2 separate regions of the Mus musculus genome follow, and region 2 is linked to region 1. A link is a contact called in ENCODE Hi-C or POLR2A ChIA-PET data. All regions are on one chromosome and are shown on one strand. Each heading gives the region's core, a stretch centred on a gene start or an enhancer-like site at or near the end of the contact. The rest is flanking DNA. Distances are from core to core; before and after follow the strand shown.

What was found. Hi-C counts contacts between places; a loop is a spot of excess contacts on that map. ChIA-PET counts read pairs that join two places held with the same protein, here RNA polymerase II (POLR2A).
Region 2: a map of v-Abl transformed pro-B cells shows a loop between it and region 1 (2.6-fold over the local background). The contact joins the promoter of Saal1 here to the enhancer-like site in region 1. A Hi-C loop is called at or near these places in 1 of 37 maps with a recorded cell type or tissue (v-Abl transformed pro-B cells). POLR2A ChIA-PET finds 5 or more read pairs at or near these places in 1 of 5 experiments (Patski).

Annotation. Positions count from the first base shown.
Region 1 is chr7:46,604,353-46,611,132 of GRCm38, reverse strand. The region is part of intron 8 of Sergef (secretion regulating guanine nucleotide exchange factor); the gene reads left to right. Among named protein-coding and RNA genes, the nearest start is that of Sergef, 32 kb to the left of the region's middle. Within about 2 kb of position 3,397, at least 1 of the 3 ENCODE cell types and tissues checked has a DNase peak (open chromatin) inside an H3K27ac peak, as active enhancers do.
Region 2 is chr7:46,706,730-46,713,509 of GRCm38, reverse strand. It overlaps Saal1 (serum amyloid A-like 1), which reads left to right and starts at 2,859. Exons shown (of 12, transcript NM_030233.1): 1 at 2,859-3,012; 2 at 4,533-4,646; 3 at 6,434-6,517. The coding sequence starts at 2,878. Saa3 (serum amyloid A 3) reads left to right here. Exons shown (of 4, transcript NM_011315.3): 3 at 783-921; 4 at 1,246-1,512. The coding sequence ends at 1,384.

The sequences.
Region 1 (6,780 bases), core at 2,148-4,647:
AACCCTCCCCTTGTTTTATTTGTTTGCTTGTATGTATGAGGGTCACCCAGCACCTTGAACTTCTGATCCTCTTGCTTTCTTCTCCTAAGTGGTGAGAGTACAGAGCTCCCTGGTCTAGCATGCTGTTTCTTTTCTTCGAACAGAGGTCTCTGTGGGACTCTGACTACCTCTGGGTAGGTAATAGGTGGATTCCAGGTTGTCCTGAGGTGTGTGGAGATATAAAGTCTTACAAATGCCAAGTGCTGGCTGCTGGCAATTTATTAGAATTTCAAGGGAATGCTCTTCCCAGGTCCCAAATGTTATTGTGGAATCAGTCAGGATGTCTAGAATCCTTTTCTTTCCGGAGGCTGGAAGCTTTCCCTGAACCATGCAGTGTCCCAAAGTAGTTTTGTGGTCTCAGCGGGGTATGGATTGAAAACATGAAGCCAAATGCAGAGTTCTCTGACATTCTGCACTTTTCTGTGTCACTCAAGAGAGAGCTGGAGTACTGGGTGTTATAGAGAGCCAGAGACAGAGCACCATCCTCCTCACTTAGAAGGTGAGACAACTAAAACTAACCAGAGAAACAAGACTTGGTAACAGCCCTGGACTCCCAGGTCAGTTCTGTTGCCAAGGAACTCTCTCCTCACCGTCCTCCCCAGTCTTAGCAATATTCTCTATGATTTTCTTTCAGACTTATTTTTGTATAGATGGATGTTTTGCCCACGTGTATGTACATGTGCCACGTGTGTACCTGGTGTACCCAGAATTCATAAAGGAGGTTGAATACCCTGAGACTAGAGTTATAAACTGTTGTGAGCCACTGTGTAGATGCTGGGAACCAAATCTGGGTCCTCTGTAAGAGCCGCAAGTGTTTCTCATCACTAAGCCATCTCTCTACTCCCCTCTCCTTAGTAATATTCTTCTAATTGAGATATTTTCCTTACTCCTCTAAAGACAGGGACCATATGTTGATAGGACCTTTTAGATTTTTTTTTTATAAAAATCACAGACCAAGAAATCCTTGATTGCATTTGATGTGTGAGCATCAGTGAATCCCAAGCCCATGTCGGTTCACATGGAATGGAGTTTATACCCGTGATGATTTTTCTGTTTTGGGGCCAAGATCCCATCCAGAATAGGTTGGCAGTATAAATGTATACTCCTTCTTTGGGGCCTTACATCATGAAACCTCAGTGGACCTTAGGGAGGTTCTAACCTTGTGGGTCTATTTAAAGCAGGTGGTTTGGAATGTGTGATGCTTGCTTGAGCTTTTAGGCCTTTGAAAAACTCCGCAGTTGATCGTCAGATGGAACCCAGAGGACACTTTTGAGGTGGGTCATGTGCTTATTACCAAAGCCATAAGCACTTATCCCGGAACCCCTAGCATGCCCACTGGGGGTGGGAGCTCAGCGAATATTTGGTCTAACTTCAGTTCGGAGGCTGAGAAACCAGGAATGGCAGTTCAGGGAAGGACCAGACCTGAAGCTTCACGACTCTCAGTCAAGTGCTCCTTTGGTCCTGTCATTTTCTTGCCACAGACAGCGAGGTGTGGCTTATGTAAACCCAGGAGCCTGGCTACACTTGCTGGTTCCTTCTGTACAGGGACTTGTGCTTCCAGAAAGCCCTGCTGCTCAGTGGAAGAGCACAGCCTGACCCCCAAGTGGACAGGTGTATGGACAGAAGCCAGGGACAAGGTGCAGAAGGCCATGTAGTGACTCACGGGGCAGCATTGCTTTCTGATATTACACCAGCAATGCCATGGACTGCTGTCATTGTATGTCACTATAAAGTGTGGTAACAGGCATTTTCCTGCAGGAAGTTGGCAAGTGGAGTGTTCTTATCCTCATTTCACAGGGGAGTTCCCAGTTGATTGGTTGTATCGCCCTGGTCCATGGAAGTGGACAAAGCTTAGCTTGGACTCACTCCTTTTGTCCACATGTGTCACAGAATGCCCTGACTTCATTACTGAGCTACATTTATTCTTCAGAGAAGCACCTTTCTCTAGCTTTGGACAATGGGTACTTTATTGTCCCAAGTGTCTGGGAAGGACATGTAGTTATCTTGGTCCCCTTAGCATTTGTCTATGGGATGCGGAGCGTGTGGACCCTGCACTGTGCTGTGGAATGCAGGGGACTCTGAAGTCCAGAGCTACCTTCAGAAAGCTTGTGGTTGGATGAACAAATTAAATATTTAGGAGATGAATAAAGAGTGTGGTGGGAGGCCAGAGGAGTGGCCAGGACACCAGGGGCTTTGGGGTTTCTGAGAGGCGCTGTGGCGTGAGTCGAGAGGGAAGGGCAAGCGCTTGTGGTTGGGCTTTGGGAAGGTCACACTTCAATAGGTGGAGTGTGTGCAAGTTGGTTCTCTTGTCTTCTCCTTTCCTCTGGTAAGACTCCCAGGCCCCCGGCTCCTCTTTTTACCTTGTGCTGAGTAGGAGGTCTCAGACATCATGGTCTTTTGGAAACAAAATGACTATGCTTTATTGCCCGTTGAGGGAGTCAGCATGTCACAGCACTAGGAAAGGCCCAGGTTTCTCCTGTTACCACGTGGGACCTGGGAATTGACCTCAGGTGTCAGACTTGGTTGGAGGCCGGTGCCCCTTACGTCGAGCTATCTCGCTGGCCCTGTGGTTATTCTTATGGCCACCCCAGTTTCATTCTGTGACAATAAAACTGGCTTAAGAAGTAATCAGGATCGATATATGTGTTCAGACAGTGATTGTCATGCCATGCACAGCTGCCTGATTTCTAATGACAGAAACCAATGAAACAAAGGGGGGTGGGTTGAAAGAACTCAGGCACAGTCACATGCTGGAGCGTCACACTGCCATTCAGAGGCGCGCTCAGGAGACTTAATGCTACAGGGATAGCCTCGCACGGTACTTTCTAATTCTCAGCTAATGTTATAAAAAGATTAGGAAGAAATATACCAGAATATTACCTCTGATAGGTCTGATTAAAGTGCATTTTATTTTCTATGCTAGCAAGGCAAGACTCTTAAAAACTCTCTGGCTCCCCCTTCATTCGTGTGGCCAGTCAGAGGTTGTAGATATTATTCTTTTTAAATTTTACTTTATTTATTATGTGTGCTGAGGGGCAGGGGGAATGCACACGTGGATGGACAGATCTTCCGGTCTGATGGTAGCCTTCGTAAGGCTATTTCAAAAGGAAAGTGAAAATGGCTTACTCTTTCAGGCCAGGACATGATCCCCTTTTAGTGAGTGAGCGCAGCGTGGATGCCCTTGACGAGTCTCCTCCCTGGACCTCAGTTGAGAGGTCACATGGAGAAGAGGCAAGAGGCTGTAGCAGGAGGCGGGAAAAGTGGGCTCTATTTTTGGCTCAGTCATGAGTCAGCTTGATCAGCTTGGGCTCCTTTGGGCATCCGTGAGCCTTTGTTTCCTCATCTGCAGAGGGGACTTGAAAGTCATGAAAGGTCTTGATGCTCCAGAGTGCATCTGTTCCCAAGGACAGAGGGTTCCTTCACTCTTGTGGGGACAGCTGAGGGGCTGAGCCGGTCGACTCTGTCTTCCTTGGAGTTAGGTACTTTTGGCTAAAGGCCAGTGCAGGGTGGGATTGAGTGGGAGCATGGCTAGCTAGCCAAGCTGGGAGGGGGAAATTGACTTCATCTGGCCACTAGAGGGCAGCATTGTTTGATTACATTCCCTTGAGGAGCCTTGGCTTGCGTGCAGGATTCAGAGTCTAGCATTTTAAAGGAAAAAGGACTTTGGAACACACCCTACAAAACATCAATAAATACATAGCAGATGTGAGATGACAGAGGGAAGGATGGCAGAGTGGTCTGCGTAAAGCCACACGTTGCTTTTTTTTTTTTTTGGCCCTGCATTACGTAGCACAGAAGATGGCTGCAGACAGAGCCAAGGGTATGATATGTGGGCCCTATAAAGAGCAGGCATGTGGTTGAGCGCAGGAAGTCAGGCTCCTGCCTGTAGTGTGTGGTGGAGCGCAGGAAGTACGCATGCATGCATGGCTGCCCCTGTCTTCACCCATCTGATGACTGCGTAGATTAAAACCTAGCTTGTGCTGGCTCCTGGGGCTGTCTCCTGCAGATGTTCTTGCTACCTGCCCTCCAAGGTCCGAGGATGGCAAAGCTTTCCAGCAAGCCTTCCAGCTGGTGCCCAAGCTGTTTGAGTTCGTAACTATTTTCCTGGCTTTGCAAGAAGTGTTTGCAACATTGTGTTCCCACCTTCTGGAGGCTTCCTTTCCTCAGCCCTGGGCTAACTTTAGTTTTGATCTGCAAGTGCCCACTTACCTTAAACATTGTGGTAAAGTAAAATTGTGTACTGTCCTGGGAGCCTGGCAGCTAGGCAACCTTGGGCAGGCCACTTCCTCCCAGTGAGCTCAGTCTCCTACTGCAGCTGCGTCATCTTCGCTAGAGGCGAAAACCTGGCATTGTTTTCTTTTTGTTGTTGTTGTGTTTGGCAATGGATACCCATTGATCTGTGGCCTGGAACAGTGCAGGGTGTGTCCGGCGGTGAAGGAAGAGCCACCTTTAGAGTAGGTACATTCACCCATGGGGCATGCCCAGTGCTTGCCTAAAGCCAAGGGCAGCAGGGTCTGCCCACCACCAGATGGCAGCAATGGGCAGGCAGACAGCCTTGGGGACAAGGTGTGTGTGTGTGTGTGTGTGTGTGTGTGTGTACAGCATTTAGAGTAAGAATTAGCAAGGTCAGAGCTGAAGGGATCTCAAATCCTCGCTGGGCTTTGCTCATGAGATGAGCTGAGGTTGGCTCTTTAGCTGGCTGTCCTATGGGAGAGCCGGAGATTGGGGTCTGAGCTAGAAACAGTGGGGAACAGCAGAGATGCACATTTCTTTGGCTGTCTTGATTCCCACCCACCTACACACAGCATGGGCAAAGGGCTCTGTTTTGACCAGGACCTCCCCTCATTAGTTCTCCTTGAGGTCAAGGCTTCCAAAGCCTTGCTGGAGACAGGCTGAAGAGAGTAACATCCAAGGTTGGAGTAGGGGACCGGTGTTTGCCAGGCACCCGTCATATATCAGCACTCTGCCCAGTTCTGGTTTGTCACATACAGATTCCTCGTAGTGTCCTGAGCTAGGATCCCTTGCCCCTGCACTCCACATGCAGTCCAGGGCTTAGCAGGGTTGAGCGGCCTTTTCAAAATAGCATAGATACTTAAGAAACAACGTGGACCTGTGAGCCCCCCCCCCACCCCGGTCTGGTCTCACCTCTCACCACATTATTTCCCCTCCCTGTGACCTCACTGGGTGTGTAGCAAGTGGCTGTCTTACTTTAGATGGACCGGGTAGCTTAGAAATAACAGAACCTTATTTCCCACAGTCCAGAGTCTAGGAAGTGTTACCAAAGTGCTGGCAGTTCCTCTCTGAGTCTACTCTCCTGGCTCATAGGCAGCCATGGCCTCTGACGTGGCAGAGGGGCGAGCACACCGCTAGTGTTCATGAAGACCCCCACCCTCTGACCTTGTCACCTCCACAGGCCCCTCTTCCTCGCACCATCACGTCAGGCCAGGGTTCCAGCCTATTTTAGGAGGATGCTGACGCTCAACCTCTCACGGTTTCCTAGATCTTAGTGCTGGGAGGAACGGAGCCGAAGATAGTGGAAAGAGGATTGTTGTGGCAAGGCCGTCGGCCCCGCTCAGACTCCTCGATGGCCTGGGAAGGGCTCAGAGGTCACTGGCAGAGGCTGGGGAGCCATTCGAGGAAGTCTCCTCTTTCCTGGGGAGGATTGATTTGTTCCAGAAGTGCTCTCAAAGCGGTCAGGCTGTAATTTTGTCGTCATTTTTAGGTTCTTGACACATGACACCATGCTTTGCCCTTTCTCAGAGACCTTGCAGTGTCTCTCTGGAGCTCTCTGATCAGTGACAGCCAGTTCCCTGAAGTGATCTCAGTGCGTGCCAAGAGGACAGTGGCCCATTTTGAGGAATCTTGGAGGAATCTGCTCCTTTTCAATCTGAAAATGATTTTACCTTAGGCAGCTCTGAAGGGTGAGCTCCGAGTTCCAGTTTGTAGTTGCTGGCACCCAGGGTAAGTCCTTTAGCCTCTCTGGGCCTGCATTTTTCTGCCTGTAAAATGAGAGCCATGATCATAACTTCTCTGCCCCACAGGGTTGGGCTGTTCACTTATTCATAGTTTCTGTCTGCATCCCTTCACACACACACACACACACACACACACACACCCCTCTGCCTTGGCTGAGGTTGGGCAGGGTGTTCCCTGCAGGAGGAGGACTGAGAGGCAGTCTCTACAGTGAGAGTACACTGTGGTGTCCACTGCTTGGTGTAGGCCAGGCAAGGTGGGAAGTCATGGGACATGTGCAGGTGTGGTGGAGTGGGTCCACATGTGCTGCCAAAGCAATGCCAGGGGTTTCCATGAGGGACTGAGTGTATGATAACTAGGAGTTGTACAAGGAAGGGCCCTGCCTCTCTGGCTCTTACAGGCTCTTCTGCCCAGGCTTTAGCCATTGGCTCAGAGTGAGGTGCACTGGACTCTAAGGGAGCCCTTTCCTCTAAGGGTTGGGTCACTCTTAGTATCCATGACATAAGGCTTGAGTCTTCTGGCTCCCTGGTCTGTCTTCTGGTCATTTAGCAAGCCATCACGTTTCCTTTCATCTTGTACATTTTATTACTATGTGGATGTGGATGTCTGTAGGGGGCGAGGGTATATATGTGTGAGCGTGTGTGTGCCATAGCACACACGTGACACATGCAGAAGTCAAAAGACAACTTTCAGCAGTCCTATCTCTTCTACAGTATGACTCCCTGGGATTGAACTCTTGTCACCAGGCTTGGCAGCAGGTGCTTTTAA
Region 2 (6,780 bases), core at 1,610-4,109, 100 kb before region 1:
AGAACAGAGCTGCGCTCACTCTCTCTGCCTGGAGAGCAGTTTCTCCCATTGCTTTGTGCTAGGCAAGAACTGTGGCTGCGGTGGTAACTGTAGCGTTTGGGAGGCCGAGGCAGAAGGATTGTGAGTTTCAGGCCATCCAGGGATACACAGAGACATAGGCTGTCTCTAAAGGAAAAGAGAACACAAGAGAAAGGAAAGGATCGGAAGCAGAGGGAGGGGAAAGGAGGAAGGGAAGCGATCTCATTTCACACCTTAGAAGTTCCCCTGGACCATTTCAGAGAGAGCTTCTTATGGTGACCGTTGTCATATGATGACGCACTCCCTAGAGATCACCTCTCCTCTTCTTACACGCTTTTTGAACAGCCAAAGACAAACAGCATGAAAAAACCAAAACAAAAAACAAAAACAAACCAAAAAGCTGGGCAGTGGTGGCGCATGCCTTTAATCCTAGCACTTGGGAGGCAGAGGCAGGCGGATTTCTGAGTTCGAGGCCAGCCTGGTCTACAGAGTGAGTTCCAGGACAGCCAGGGCTACAGAGAAACTCTGTCTTGAAAAAACCAAAACAAAAAAACAAAAACAAAGACAAACAGCAACAGAGCTAAGATGGGAGTCCATTGGGATAAAACCCGCTCCAATGTACTTCTTTGGGCAGTAAGAACTATTTATTTCAAGCTAGCAACATTTCTGTGGGTTTTGGGAAAAGCTGGGATGAGTTGGATAGACGTCGTAGCCCTCTGTTTTACCTCAACACAACCACCGCCATCACTCTCTTCCCTCTCCAGGGTCTAGAGACATGTGGCGAGCCTACTCTGACATGAAGAAAGCTAACTGGAAAAACTCAGACAAATACTTCCATGCTCGGGGGAACTATGATGCTGCCCGGAGGGGTCCCGGGGGAGCCTGGGCTGCTAAAGTCATCAGGTAACACGGGTCTGGGTGAACAGAGATTGACTGCCTTGGACAGCCAGGAAGGAGCTGTCTCTTCTGCAACCTGTGTATACTACCCGTTACCTCTCGATCTTCCTCTTTTCTGTGCATAGTACTGGAAGGGGTTGGTGGTCATGTGATTGCTTGTGGATGACCCCCCCACTTCCTGCTGCTGCTGCTCATCCAGTGTGAGGCTGACAGCCTGGGCAGGGTCCTACCAGCCTCTCCCTCCCCTCACAGCCAGGAGGAGAGAGTCCTGAGGGTGGAGCTACTGCCTGTGGGCTTGGTTAAAAATCTTCTTGTCCATCCTAATTACAGCGATGCCAGAGAGGCTGTTCAGAAGTTCACGGGACATGGAGCAGAGGACTCAAGAGCTGACCAGTTTGCCAATGAGTGGGGCCGGAGTGGCAAAGACCCCAACCACTTCCGACCTGCTGGCCTGCCTAAAAGATACTGAGTTTTCTCTTCCTGTTGTTCCCAGTCATGCTGCCCCCCGAGAAGAGGAGCAACTACTGGGTTGAGATATTTTCTAAAATCTGGATCCCTAAACATCCCAATGTGCTGAATAAATACTTGTGAAATGCACTTTGTCGCTGTCACTGTTGTTTTGAGAGCACAGGGCAGTCACACTGAGGGTTGAGGGCCTGTGGGTTAGCAGGGGACATCACTTGCTTTTCTTTTCTTTTTCTTTTCTTTTAAAGAAAGAGACAAGAAGAGATGGAATTGGAATATGACACGAGATAGCAAGAAAGCGCTGTGTATGGTTTCAGTTATGAAGTTGAAAACTAGATAAAAACCAATGCATTCTGGGCTATGGCCCAGTGCTAAGCATGACTGCCAAGCACAGGTGAGGCCCCAGCTTTCAGTCCCCTGTGCCCTCCCCGAGAGAAAAATCAGTAAGTTCTGACTCACTGTAAAATACGACTTACAAAGGCTGATGGCAAAATCACTTCCCACTGAGAAAGCATCAACTCTAGATGCCTCTCTGCAGATAATCTCAGCCCTTCAAAAGGGCCAGCCACTCCCATTTTGTAAAAAATAATTGCAGAAAAAAAAAGACATATTCTGCAATCATTTCCCCTGGGGTAGAAAGGCTTTAACACCAAGCTGGGTGGTTTGCAGTCATCATGGTTAACTAAACTAAGTCTTTAAGGTTATAGTTGAAAATCACACAAGACTGTTGATTACCTATGAGTAACTAGAGAAGCATGAACTGAGCTGTGTTTTCATTCAAGGTCAACAGAAAGGGGTATGGGGGGGGGAGAGAAAATAAAAATGAATAAAGCTACTTTCTGGTTATAAAAAGTGAGTCTGTGAGAGAAGGAGCAGGGACGCTTGAGTGGGTGATAACTCAGAAGATTCCATAAACACGAGACACAGCTAACTCAACTTCCTGCACCTGAGATTTTAAGAGAAAAGTAAGTTTGCAGAGCATGTATGCACACTTCAGTGTACTAGGATGAATCTCAGATAAAAGAATTAAAAACAAAAACCAACCAAACAAGAGTTTCTGGGCACCGTGGCACCTGCCTATAGTTCTAGCTGCTGGAAGTGGAGGCATAAGATGGCGAGTAGCAGGCCTGGACTACATAGCTTGACCCTGACTCAAACAAAGAATCAAATCAAAGAAAGATTAAAACTCCACAAGTGCGTGCTAAAATTGAAGTTGATGTAAGGTTTAAATCAGCACTAATGAATAGCTAACATATCTGGACATGGCAGTTACTGTGTGTGTGTGTGTGTGTGTGTGTGTGTGTGTGTGTGTGTGTGTTCTGTGCTCACTCCTAGCTCTGGGTGGAGAAGAAGACCCCATGGATCCTACAGGTTCCCGGACCTCGCGGGAGCCTGACGGCAGGGGGCGCTGTGTGGGAGCTGAGCCGTGTGCCTTGGGCTCTCTGGCGCGTCCTCTCGCCTCCTCCGCGGCTTCCGGTACTGTTGGCGCGCATCGGCATGGATCGAAACCCGTCTCCTCCGCCGCCTACCTGTGGTTCGGAGGATGAAGAGGACCTGGGTGGGGGAGACCGCATCGGGAGCACGGTCTACAGCAAGCACTGGCTCTTCGGCGTCCTCAGCGGGCTCATCCAGGTGCGGAGACTCGCGCAGGCGCCCTCCGTGCCCAGGGAGTGGACGGGATGCTGGAGGCTCGCGGGTGCCGATGGACTAACTTGCCAGAACCACACCGCGCACGTACTTTACTGGGCTTCTACTTCCTAACCCCACTGTCACGTACGAAGTCGAGACCCTACCATTCGTGTTTTGTCGGCTCTTGTTCTAGTGGAATACATAGTTTGGAGTCAGACAACCCTGATCTCCGAGACGCGAGCTTATCCCATGCTGGAAACGGGACTCCTTAACCCAGATCCTCCATTTCTTTCATAGTTTCTATTAAAACAAGATAATCAGTATTATCGTAAACAAGATTTTGTATAGGTTGAGATTATAATGAGGCTGCCAATAGATGTTTTTCTGCCCATTGCTGTCCATACCGCCAATTTCTGTTTTCTCTAAGCCATTTTCTACATTGCCAAAAAAAAAAAAAAACCCTTCCTTTTTATTATTTTTAAAGGTTGTTCTTGTTGCTCATAGGAGAACACTTTCTATTTCCTAACTGGGGATCCAAGGTTGGTTGTGTCTTCTTCAGCCATTTTACGGTACATTGTGTTCCATCACCAGTAGACAGTTGGCCATCTCCAAGCATGTCTTATACTTTCTGAGCACTTGTAGTCACCTCCGAATGCTTGCCTCATTTCCCCAGGACAGTCCTAACCTTCCCATAGATTTAGATTTCTTCTTTTAAGAGAAATGTGTGTCTTCTCCCAGGAGTAGGTCATTGGTCCCTAATTTTTTCTCCCATAGTTCTTTCACCAGTTCAGCACAGTCAGCCTCTTTCTGTTGTGATTGCCTGGTTACATGCCTTTCCTACATTAATCCTAAACCGTTTGGAACCAAAAGGGTTATATTGTTGTTTTCATTTGTCTGCTGCAGTGCCCACAGACCGTATTTACTTGAAGAGTGTTTAATGTGTAGATCTATCTAAGACTGTGGAAAGCTTTTGGAACCCCTTGGCAGGAATTTGATACTGGGCCATGACAAGGAAGTTGGTTCTGGCAGGAATCTAATTTTAGGCTAGAACAAAGAAGGCATGAGTATAACTTTGGGCTGGGGCCGGGAAGTAGGCTCAGATATCTTGGCCATCCTGATAAGCCCCTAGAAACAGTGATCAAAGGGGTGATCGAGGGACTTTGTTTATTGCCTTGCTTGTTCCTTGACTATTTGTGTTTATTGTGCCGCTTGTCCTTATTATTTGCATGTAATTAAAATGGATATAAAAGCAGATTGGGAAAAAATAAACCTGCCGCAGCCTCAGAACTGCCTGGGGGTCATGCTTACAATGTTGTCTGTCTTTTTTCTTTTTAATCCTCACTCCTGCCCTGGAGAACCTGTTGACTGACTGAGTTGGCTTGGTCACAAGGCTTTAGGTTTTAGAAACTGTTTTGTCTGAGGAGATACTTTTGAGAGATTGAGACTTCTAAGTGATAATATCTAATCTAAGTGAAGACCTATGAGTATTTTAACTGATTTTTTTTTCCTTTATGTCTCTGAAGATTGTCACACCTGAAAGTGGCACATCTGGCTCAGCTGATGAGGAAGAACAGGCAGATCTTGCTGAAGAAATGGAGAATGAGATTTGCAGAGTCTGGGATATGTCCATGGACGAGGTATGCGGATGGAAGTGAGATTCCGAACAGACTCAGAGTGGGGAGGTGATGAAGGGGCTGGAAAGATGGCTCCATGGTTAGGAGGACTATCTGCCCTCCCAGAGGTCCTGAGTTCAATCCCCAGCAACCACGTGGTGGCCCATAGCCATCTCTACTGGGATTTGAGGTATACATGCAGATAGAACACTCATATACATAAAATAAGTAAATAAGTAGAAAGGATCATTCCTCCACTGTTGGCGGAAAGGCCTATTCAGTGATTGCAGTCTCTCCAGTTTGTGGTTCAGAGTATGAAGTCTCAGGAGCTATTACTTTAAACATATATACAGTTCCATCCTATGGACATCATAGTATATTTAACATAGATGTGAACTAAGACAGCTATGACCACAGGGCCCCCAATGGAGAAGCTAGAGAAAGCACCCAAGGAGCTGAAGGGGTCTGCAACCCTATAGGTGGAACAACAATATGAACTAACCAGTACCCCCAGAGCTCGTGTCTCTAGCTGCATATGTAGCAGAGGATGGCCTAGTCGAGAGAGACCCCTTGGTATTGTAAACTTTATATGCCCCAGTACAGGGGAATGCCAGGGCCAAGAAGTGGGAGTGGTGGGTAGGGGAGCAGGGCGGGGGGTGGGGGGTGGGAGGGTATAGGGAACTTTCGGGATAGCATTTGAAATATAAATAAAGAAAATATCTAATTAAAAAAAAGACAGCTATGACATCACTAGGCAGTATGATTTCATACTGAGCTACTGACACATGTATATTTAGTTTTTGTGCCTTCCATTACTAGGTGAGATTCGTCTCTTTGGGGTCCATGTGCACTCTTGGGTCACCTGTTTGGTGTGCCCTCTTTAGGTGATATGGGTGGAACAAGATCTGTAGGGAGGAAGTTTAGGCTGTTGTAGTCACACTGCAGTCAGATATTTTGTTTTGTTGCCGGGTGGTGTGATACACACTTGAGAGGCGAAGGTAGGTGGATATCTGAGTTCAAGGCCAGCCTGGTCTATAGAGTGAGTTCCAGAACAGCCAGAGCTACACAGAGAGACCCTGTCTCAACAAACCAAAACCAAAACCAAAACCAACCCCCTTCCCCTTTTCTATTAAGGATTTTGGAAATCTAACTCCTTGTATTGGATGTATCTAAGTTTTAAGTTGTAAGTTTAAGTTTGAAGTTTTTTTTTTTTTTTAAATATTTATTTTAAGTATGAGTACTCTATCTGCATGTATACCTGCATGCTCTGAGAGGGCAGCAGATCCCATTTCAGATGGTTGTGAACCACCATGTGGTTGCTGGGAATTGAACTCATGACCTCTGGAAGCGCAGTCAGGGCTCTTATCCACTGAGCCATCTCTCCAGCCCAAATTTTAAGTTATAACAGGGTAAGATTTAGGAGTTGACTCTTTCCCCATACTTCTCATACCCCACCCCCACCCCCCCATTTCTGACAGTCAGCAAATGTCTTTGAATAAGTCAATGAGAATTCTAGTTGGACAGAAAAAGAGACCATTTAGGCTAATCTGTTCAGTACAGAATAAAGGGGGGCCGCTGTCTGGGACATCGCAGTCTGGCTTCAATTGGTTTATGGGATTACTCCACTGTCGTGGACCAGGCACCACAAAGGCACCTCTGTCACTTTTGTCTATTTTGCACAGTTCCTGACCTTAGATTTCCCTTGTGGAGGAAAGGAAGTCAGCATGAGATTAGAATTTTCGGGTTGTCTGAGCTGTGCCGTTTGCAGAACAGGATTCAGCATCAAATTTGGTAATCATTTTTGTTTGTAGGATGTGGCTTTATTTCTCCAAGAATTTAAGGCTCCTGACATATTCATGGGAGTGCTGGCCAAATCCCCGTGTCCCCGATTAAGAGTAAGTATATAGAGTCCTTTCCTCTTGCTTTGCTTATTAGCAAAGCCACTGTGCCTATACTTACTGAACATTCTTAGGTAGTGCACTCCTTGCAATGACTAGATATGTAGAATTTTAGATTTTGGCTAGATGAGGGAGAGCAATGCTTTGTTTTAACAGCCGTGGAAACCAGCTAGGCACAGCCACGCTAGGCTGCTAATGCGTGACAGAACAAAGGACAGTGGAAGCGCTGGCCCACCATTTGTGTCTCTTGGTCCTTTCAC